Regions from separate parts of the Mus musculus genome. Here region 1 is linked to region 2. Evidence: chromatin loops called from intact Hi-C (ENCODE). Cell type or tissue: heart. All regions are shown on one strand. Links, peaks and the distances in the headings refer to the core of each region. The heading gives the core; the rest is flanking DNA.

Region 1 (4,674 bases), core at 909-3,408, 260 kb before region 2:
AGTCTATACGTTTCTTTTATTTTTCCCAGTGCAGGACCAGTTTCATCAAAACATCAGTAGACTTCACACTTACAGGAAGAAGATGGACATGAGTGACTACTCATGGCTTCTCAGTCCTGTGACAGAGGATGGTAAATGCACCTGTGACAACACACAAGTGCGCCTTGACATCAACCTCCCATTTGTTTATAATGAAGGGCAGCTGACCCACAGCCACCTCTGCCTTCTGCATGCAGTCTGCGTGCGTGTGTGTGTGTGTGTGTGTGTGTGTGTGTGTGTGTGTGTGTCTGTGTGTCTGTGTGTCTGTGTGTCTGTGTGTCTGTGTGTGCGCGCGCACTCTCGAGCGTGCAGGAGCGAGCAGGAGTTCCACAGGCACAGTGCAGGAGGTAGCTGAACTCCAGGAGAGACTCCACAGTGGGTGTGACATGTTACCTGCTGCTCATTACACCCTCACAGCTTGAAAGCTCCTTGAATTACCCAAGTTGGCTCCTGTCCTTCAAGGCTAGCCTGTACCATCAGCCACTGGAGGAGGCCACATTCTTAGGAAATACAATAAAAGGAAGCAGTCAGTCTGGGGGATGTAGCCAGGTGAAAAAGCATGCTTGCATGATTTAACATGCAAGATCCTGGCCTTACACACACACCCTTGCATGCACACACATACGCAGGAAGTATTAAGAGGTATTTTGAGAATGGTAGGTCTGAGATGGTGATAAGCACCATTCCTTAGTAAGAAGTATTAGTAACAATCCCTCCCTTAGAAAGGGCTGTGTGTACAGCACTGTCTCTCTCGGCTTCTCTTTACTTACTCATTTGGATTTCTTTTCTTCCTTTCTTTTCTTTTTCTTTTTTTTTTCCTTTTCTTCCTTTCTTTTTTTTTTTTTTTTTTTTTTTTTTTTTAGATCCTTTGAGTACCTCTGGTTGACCTGGAGATCACAGTGATTGGCATGCATTTATTTTCAAGTGCTGGGAGGCCTGCTTCATTTACTTTTGATTTTTATAAAAGTGCATATATTTTCCATTATGGTGGTGCATGCAGCTCTTGGGATGCATAATCAGGCAGACCTCCGAGTTTCAGGCCACCCTGCCCTACATAGCAAGTCCTAGGACAGCCAGTCTATACCGTGAGACTTTCTCAAAAGTAAATATAGAAAGAAAGGAAGGGAGGAAGGGAGGAAGGAAGGGAGGAAGGAGACTGTTAACGTGTGTGGAGGTCTGCGGACATGCAAGGATCACTTCTCTCCTCCCATCATGGGTTCCTGGGATGGAACTCAGGTCCTAAGGTTTATACCTGCTAAGCGTCCACATACAAACTTTTCATATTTTTGAGACAAATTCTCACTTTATAATTCAGGCTGGTTTTAGACTTAACTGTATAGCCCAGGCTAGACTCCAACATGCATTCCCCCTGCCTCAGCATCCTGAATGCTGAGATTACAGGCATGCACCACCACACCCAGCCTGAAATGACTGAATAAGTATATTTATCTGAATTTGAAGGGCCTCCAGGAACCAGCAGTAGGAAGGCAGTATTTGCATTTTAAGAGCTGGAAAGCCTCCAGCTGACTGCTTGCGTTTATGTCTGGATGGCCCGGCCACTTGGGAACTGTGCCATTCCACAAGTGACTTACCTGTTCTTAGCTTCTCTGCCTTCATCTTTAAAGTGAAAATAATAGTACACATTTTATTACTGGGAGGAGGCTGGGCCAGCCTTTCAGTGACCAGAGCATCTGTGATGTTCAAAGGGTGTGGGCAGCCAGGGAGAATTATCCAACTAATAGTATAATTACCTTATTACGTTAACAGTATCACTTCAAAGGGATATTGGGAGGAAGGTACACGCAGAGGAACACGGCAGAGGCCGGTAGTGCGTGCTGTCAACATTATTCAGGTCCCTATTTTGCAAATGAGGAAATCAAACCCCTGATGCAGAACATGAAGCTAGTGGGTGGCAGGGCTGGCCCTGAAGTCCAGGCGGGTCCAGTATCCTCCAGCTGCCCAGCTGGGATGCAGACAACCCCCGCCCCCGCCAGAAGGCACCCTGGGAACGGAAAGCTGGCCGCCCTCCAAGTCCTAGGGCGCCCTGGAGCTGAGTCCTGCTGCCCCTCCCCCACTCGGGAACAAAGTGCACTTCTGCAGTTGGGGGAACATTCCAGCAAACCGAAAGCACTGCGGGGATGACCCAGCGGCTGCTTCCCGCAAAGGGGCGCGAGAACATCGTGGGCCCTAGACCGGCCTTCGGGGACCGCCCGCACCGGCCGGGGTGTGCACCCGCAGTTGCACGCAAGGAATCCTCTGTCGGGTTAGTGATGCTTGGCCAGGACAGGCGTCCCGCCAAGCAAGCGCACAGCTCGCTCCTGCTCTCCCTGCCGCCCCTAGCTCTTCCTGTTCTGGAAAATAAGGACAAGGAGAGCCTGCAGAGTGAGCTCCTGTGATCCCACAGTAGACCATAGCCTTTCGTTTTGGTTGTACGCCCCCCATCCCCATACTTTGCCCAGTATTTGCACGCATGGCCACATGGATTAACAATGGGGTCCCACCATTGTACAGTTGATATTTAACCCACTTTTCAGAGCAGTTTTAGGTTAACAGAAACTTGTAGGATACCCTTTCGGGCCTCTTTCCCAGCATCCCCAGCTCCTCTGGTTTGGCTTTTTGCTTTTCTAACCCTGGATCCACAGAATCTCTGCATTTCTATTCACTACTCGGTTGAAGGGCCGATCTGTACTGAAAAGTCATCAGCTTTTGGCAAAGGCAGCCGTCACTGCAGAATCCTGCTCCCCCTTCAGCCTGTGCTGGTTAATGTTAATTGTCAACTTGGTAAGCTCTGGAGTTACCCCAAGATGGGCCTCTGGCCATGCCTGTGGGGACTTATCTTGACTTTTTTTTTTTTTTTTTTGGTTTTTGAGACAGGGTTTCTCTGTGTAGCCCTGGCTGTCCTTGAACTCACTTTGTAGACCAGGCTGGCCTCGAACTCAGAAATCCTCCTGCCTCTGCCTCCCGAGTGCTGGGATTAAAGGCGTGTGCCACCACGCCCAGCTATCTTGACTTTTTTTTAATGGAGGTGGGAAGACTCACCCACTGTGGACAGAATCATTCCTGGCGCTAGGATCTTGGACCAAGTACATGGAGAGCCAGAGCTGGGCAGCAGATGAGTTGACTTCTCCACCTTGAACTGTGGCAAAAATGCACCCTTTCCCTCTCAAATTGCTTTCGTCAGGGAGAAAAATAAGACACAGCCCCAGAGCAGCACTGTAGTTTTCTGGTTTTGTCTGTTTTTATTTCTTTATGTTTTCATCTCTATGTTTTTGTTTATTCCACAGTGCCCTTTGTGAATTTTTCAGAATGGCTTCCTTCACTAAGTAGTATGTTCTTAAGTTTCTTTCATGTTTTTGTTTTTGTTTTTATAGCTGAGAGCTCATTTATTAAGTCTGCTTAATTATATCCCATGGTATTGTTGAACTGTTGAACTTCAGTTTACTAATTCACCTTTTGAATTGTCTACAACTGTTGAAAATTATGGTATCTTTGTTAATTTTGATTTTTTTTTTTTTTTACTAAATTTATGTGCTAATTTTTATGTCAAGCTGACACAGGCTAGAGTAATTTTGGTAGTGGGAACCTCAAAAGAGAGAATACCTCCACCAGGTTGACTAATAGACTCATTCTATGGCGCATTCTCTTGATTGATGGTTTATATGAGTGGACCCAGCCATTGTGGATGGTGGCACCTGCGGGCTGATGATCCTGGATGTGGTAAGAAAGTCGCAAGGGGCAAGCCAGTGATTAGTGGCCCTCCATGGCCTCTGTATCAGCTCCTGCCTCCATGGTCCTGCTCAATTTTGAGTTCCTGCCCTGACTTCTCTGTGATGGACTGATGTGGAAGTGTAAGCTGAAATAAATTCTTTCCTTCCACGTTGCCTTTGGTCATGGTGTTTCATCACAGAAATTGGAACCCTAAGAATAATTAATTAATGAATTTCCTGTGAGGGAAAGGTGTGGATGTACCATTACTGTGTGTGTAGAGGTTAGAGAACAGCTTGCAGGGGGAGCTTTTACCTTCTACCCTGTATAGAACACAGGCTTAGTCGCAAGCATCTTTTCCTGCCAAGCCATCTTGCTGTCCATTTTGACAATCATGAATGAAACTTTTTGTTGTTTTGGGAAAGGGTCTTTTGTTGTTTTGGCTAAGGCTGGTCTTGAACTTCCTGCGTAGTTGGACTTTGAACTTCTGATCTCTTGCCTCCACCACCTAAGGTCTAGAGTTTCTGGAGTTTGCCACTATGCCATGCCTGGTTTATGTGGTGCTGGGGACTAAGAGAGGGCTTCGTGTATGCTAGAGAAGAGTTCTACTAACAGAGCCCCATCCTCAGCTACAACTATGAATGAAATGTCTACAAACATTGTATGTGGACATTTATGTTCATGTGTGCCAGCTTGTTCCTTTTGATTATGCTCTGAATGGCTGGCAGCCGTCTACAGATCCATGTCATTGTGTTAACTCCTTCATAAGACACTGTCATGCCTTCTTTATTGTCAACTGTTGAAACAGCCTTTCTTGTCATTTGTGGTGGGGTGGTTTGAATGAGAATGGTCCCCCATAGGCTCAAATATTTAGATGCTTAATCCACAGTTCATGGAACTGTTTGGAAAGGACTAGGAGGTGTGGCCTGG
Region 2 (4,674 bases), core at 868-3,367:
CTGGCTTTTCTTACCGCATTAGAACACTTCCACGTGATAAAAACTGGCTCTGGAGGAGCAAGAGAATGCACTCTTTGCAGAGAACACCGTGCAACACATGGTCTCAGTTCGCATACTCCCTGGGGCCTCATCTCTTGCCAGCTTGGTTTCTGGAGACAATTGAGTTTGGGGATTCCATCCCAAGACATGGAGACTATTGTCATTACTGTCCCCTTGAAGGCTGGACCACTGACATCTAGAGTTGTTGCAACCCCGCGTATAGAACACTCAGAGGCACTTGGTAGCTTCTACAAGGTTACCTGTCTGCCTCTAGGGCACCCTAATGCCGACCTGTTCACTTAAGGGACTCCAGCTTTACAACCAAGGTCTGGGACCTTGGGGACATCATGCAACAACTTTGAATGACAACTTCAAGGCTGTTTTCTCCCTTTTGAGGGTAACAACATAAACATCCCCACCTCTCAAGGTGTCTAGCAACAGCTCTCTCTCTCTCTCTTTCTCTGGTCTTTTTCGAGACAGGGTTTCTCTGTGTAGCCCTGGCTGTCCTGGAACTCTGTAGACCAAGCTGGCCTTGAACTCAGAAATCCGCCTGCCGAGTGCTGGGATGAAAGGAGTGCGCCACCACGCCCGGCTTCTATGTGTGGGCTTTTACTGTGGTGGCTCAGTTAGTGCTTGTGCCCTTTGTCCACCCCATGTGCCAATGTCCACTCACCAGTAGTACAGACCACTGGGCACCACCAGGAGCAGGGCAGGTCCTGGCATGTGGCTCTCAGCCTTGCAGGTGGTGAAACAGCCACTGAAGTACATGAAGAGGATGAGGAAGAAGGGGATGTACCTGTGACAGAGAGGCAACAGCTTCACACGCCTGGCCAGGGGCTGTCCCCACCACCTTCCCACTGGTCCTAGTGTGTCACCGTGTTGGCATGTCATGCACACTGCTCTACTTCCAGCCTTTTCTGCCCTAAGAGTCAAGGTGGGAGGAACAGAAACTAAAAGGTAACTCTCATGCAAAGGCTCCTGTGTTAAAACTGAGGGGAAGGAGTGGGCGCCATGGTAACCACCTCCTGCCTGCCTTCCCTCTCTGGGCTTGGTGCCCGCCCTGTCCTTCATTCCACATGGAGATGAGGGGATGAGAGGCTCTGTCCCATCCATGTCCCTCAAATACCAGCAAGTCCAGTGCCACACTAGCCTGGCTACTGGGCTACCCAGCAGGGCTGAGGTCTGAGAGAACACAGTGCTGGGGGAGCCAAGGAGAGCTGTGAAGGCCCTCACTCACCCTCAGCCCACAGTCTCTATCCCATCCGAGAGTATGGCTTCTCCCCCTCCACACGGAGGGCTCCCTTTCTATTCCAACACACACACACACACACACACACACACACACACGTGCGCAAGCACACAGGCACACACAGGCACACTTGCTCATCACTCCTGCTCACATGCAACCGTTTTCTGTCCAGTGACACCCCGACCCTCAATCCCCAGTCCACCCCCCCAACCTCTCCTGAGTTCTCAGCTTGTTCCTCCTCTCCCTACTTCCAAAGGGAGGAGTCATCTATCTGTCAAGGTCAGGAAGAGCTGGCAAGAGAGGCCTTTCTGAACCAAGAGGATGAAGACCTATAACCTCAGACAGACCCAGAGACACCAGTGCTGGGCATGTGTGGAGGGAAGCGCCTCGCAGTGCTAGCCCATCACCTCCTAGCTAACAACTGCTCTCACCTCTTTCCTCTGGCTTTAGTTCATCTTGTGTAGGATGAAGGAAGAGGAAACCCTTTACTTGAGCCCTGTGTCTCTGACTCTGACCTCTCATGCCTGAGATTTTCCTGAGAGCAGCAGTAGTGGCGATGGTAGAGAGATTCCCCTGGGAGAATGTTCTAAGATGGGGAATACAATCTGTGGCACCCAGACCTGGCCCTGCTGGATCTTCTCAGCTTTCTACGCCCACAACTGTCTCCTGCACCAGACCCACAACTCTCTGTGTGTTTGTTTATCAGGACTAGGCTCCACCCTCCCCAACCCCAGGCTCATGAGGACGAGCATCTGCTTGCTGCCCTCTAGTGGCCGCTGTGGGAACTTCATGTAGGAAGGAGGCTCTAGGAGGCCCCCTTAAGGCCAAAGGAAAGTAGCTGGGTCTTCCTAGCATGCTGACCAGGGGTCCCACTCATAAAACCTTCACTGAGCAGAGAATACCATCCCAGATGTTCCACTCAATAGCTGGAGACCTGGGATCCAGGGAGCCTTGTCCAGTATCTCTTGGTGCCTGGACCCTGGATGGAACCTAGAGCAGTCAGCCGGTCACTCACCACATGCAGTGGCCCAGGTACTCGTCATAGTAGTACAACAGCTCAAAGGAGTCGATCTGAGAAGGCACAGGGGTGGCAGAGTGAGGGGGGCTGGGACCCACCCCTGCCCCCCTCTCTACCCTCCACCCACACACACCATTCTCATTCCCTCCCTAGGGTACCAGATGGGCCATGAGGAGCCAGTCACTGGGTCTTGCTATATAAACCAGGCCGGTCTTGAACTTGTAGCAATCCCCTTAGTCTCCTGAGTGCTGGGGTTATAGACGTGCACCCCACAGCCAGTCAGACACCGTGTCCCTTTGCAATTAGGAGCATACTAGTTTGGGTGACAGTAGACAACAGTGCCTTCCCTCACTTAGGTGCATGCTTGTAATTTGGAGGTAGACAGGAGAATCAGGAGTTCAAGGTCACCCTTGCCGACTTATACAATCTATGGTCAGCCTGGGCTACAGGAGTCATGAGGACTGGCAGGGGAGGCAGCCTCACCAGAGTCTCCGGCTTGAGGTTCTTGATAATGGGGTTCTCTCTGACGGACAGGTGGTGCTGGTACCCACTGAAGAGCAGGCGATGGTTGACTGAGTCTCCCACCAGGTGGATGCTGGCTCCCATGATGAAAGTGATGATGCTGACATAGACTATAGACCGCGGCAGCGTTCGGGGGGACCGCTCAATAAGCTGAGGTGAAGAATGAGGGCCATGGCATGCCCCTGCCTCAATTACGATGTGTGATAACCCTTCCCTCAGAAAAAAAAACGGGATAGAAAGTCCCTCTGGAAGTTGTGAGTTCCTTAGCAGGGCAGCCTAGCTACTGATCATGGTGGAGTGTAAACCCAGCAGGGTCTGACGAACTCACACTTCCTCTCCAGGAACATGAGGTGGAAGAGTTAGAGGCGGGATCAGAGCTTCAAGGTAGGCGTCCTGACCAGGCCTGGCCCTTCCACTACCTCAGTGTGTCCTATGTGTGCCTTAGGTGGGCTAGCATGATGCACAGATCTGAGTTTTGAGTGGCAGGCCCTAGCAAACAGAAAATGTCAGGGTGTATGAAATGAGCGTGGAAGTTCTAAAAACCACAGAAACTGAATCTTGAGGCCACTGTAATCTCCTACTGTTAGAGATTTGAAATGTCTTTCATTTTAAATTTTTTGTAAAAATTTACTTATTTTATGTATATGAGTACACCATAGCTGTCTTCAGACACACTAGAAGAGGGCATCAGATCCCATTACAGATGGTTATGAGCCACCATGTGGTTGCTGGGAATTGAACTCAGGATCTCTGGAAGAGCAGTCAGCACTCTTAACAGACGAGCCATCTTTCCAGCCCTCATTTTTAAAGAAACATTTACCGATTTCTTGTGCGTATGTATATGGGTACACATGTAAAGGTCAAAGGGCAATCTGTGGGCATTGTTTCTCTTTTCTGTCATGTGGGGAGGAAAGTCAGGCCATCAGGCTTGGCAGCCCCCGACCCACTGAACCAGCTTACAGCTTATGACACGGGTGTGCGCGCATGCATGCGTGAGAGAGAGAGGGAGAGGGAAGGGGAGGGGGAGGCGGAGAGGATGGGAGGGAGACAGGCCAGTCTGTACCTTTAGCAGCAGGAAGGGCGTGATGATGTTGTAGGTCATGTGAAAGTAGTCCCCGACACTTGGCTTGTTGAGAGGAAACCACTGGATCGGGAATACCAGCTGGGGAGAGAGCATCACTCACAGGGAGGCCTGCAGGCCACTGACACCAGCCCCTCAGACACTGAGCGCTTCGCTTCCTGTGTTCTCTTGGAACCCCTTTAGCAGTCCCAGACCTAATGGACTCCCAGAGAGAAACTGAGTCCCCCAGTCAATAAGTGGACTGTCCCAGTCATAAACGATACACAGATATCCAGGCCCCTCTACATGATAGCACTTTTCCCCCCAATTTTTATTTTTTAAAGTTTTATGTTTTATTTAATCTTCCATCTAAGGACAAAACACATTTACAATCTAAAATCCTTCATAATTTGAAAACCTTTCTTTTTTCCTTTGGCCTTTTTTTAAACCCAAACTACACTATCATAGTCACATCTGTTTTATTTCACTGGTTGCCCGGAGCGTCGAATGCCTGCTGAACCTTCCGCTGTGCAGGTCCGTGTGGCTCTTTCACTCCTTGCTTAGGTTTATTTCAAGGCATTTTTTTTGTTTTGTTTTCCAGGCTACTGTGAATGGGACTGTACCTGCCTGGTATAGAAGAAGGTTACTGATTTGGGTATGTTAATTTTGTAACCTGCCCCTTTGCTGGAAGTGCCTAGCAGCTAGGTTTGTTTTGTCTTAAGACAGGGTCTCTCTGAAGACCATGTACCAGACAGGCCATCAAAGTACATGTTTAGTGTGGAAGGT

What was found. A loop is a pair of places that touch in the nucleus more often than their neighbours do. Peaks named below come from ENCODE experiments on the same cell type or tissue, not always from the same donor. Only the 100,000 strongest peaks of a DNase experiment are listed, where the experiment ranks them.
Region 1: a loop joins it to region 2, with 3 times the contacts of the local background. A loop is called at or near these places in 6 of 42 quality-filtered maps.

What each region holds. Positions count from the first base shown.
Region 1 is chr9:63,106,813-63,111,486 of GRCm38, reverse strand. Gm35658 (a long non-coding RNA gene) reads right to left here. Exons shown (of 3, transcript XR_870837.2): 3 at 3,254-4,674. Among named protein-coding and RNA genes, the nearest start is that of Gm35658, 16 kb to the right of the region's middle. In heart, for the core only: CTCF peaks have their summits at 2,151 and 2,792; DNase peaks (open chromatin) are centred at 2,076 and 2,736; H3K4me3 peaks cover 1,397 bases; H3K27ac peaks cover 1,884 bases.
Region 2 is chr9:62,845,270-62,849,943 of GRCm38, reverse strand. Cln6 (ceroid-lipofuscinosis, neuronal 6) reads right to left here. Exons shown (of 7, transcript NM_001033175.3): 3 at 3,892-3,990; 4 at 2,790-2,978; 5 at 2,304-2,359; 6 at 713-835. It also overlaps the pseudogene Gm10653. Among named protein-coding and RNA genes, the nearest start is that of Cln6, 8.8 kb to the right of the region's middle. In heart, for the core only: a CTCF peak has its summit at 2,084 (motif pointing left); DNase peaks (open chromatin) are centred at 1,123 and 2,063; H3K27ac peaks cover 638 bases.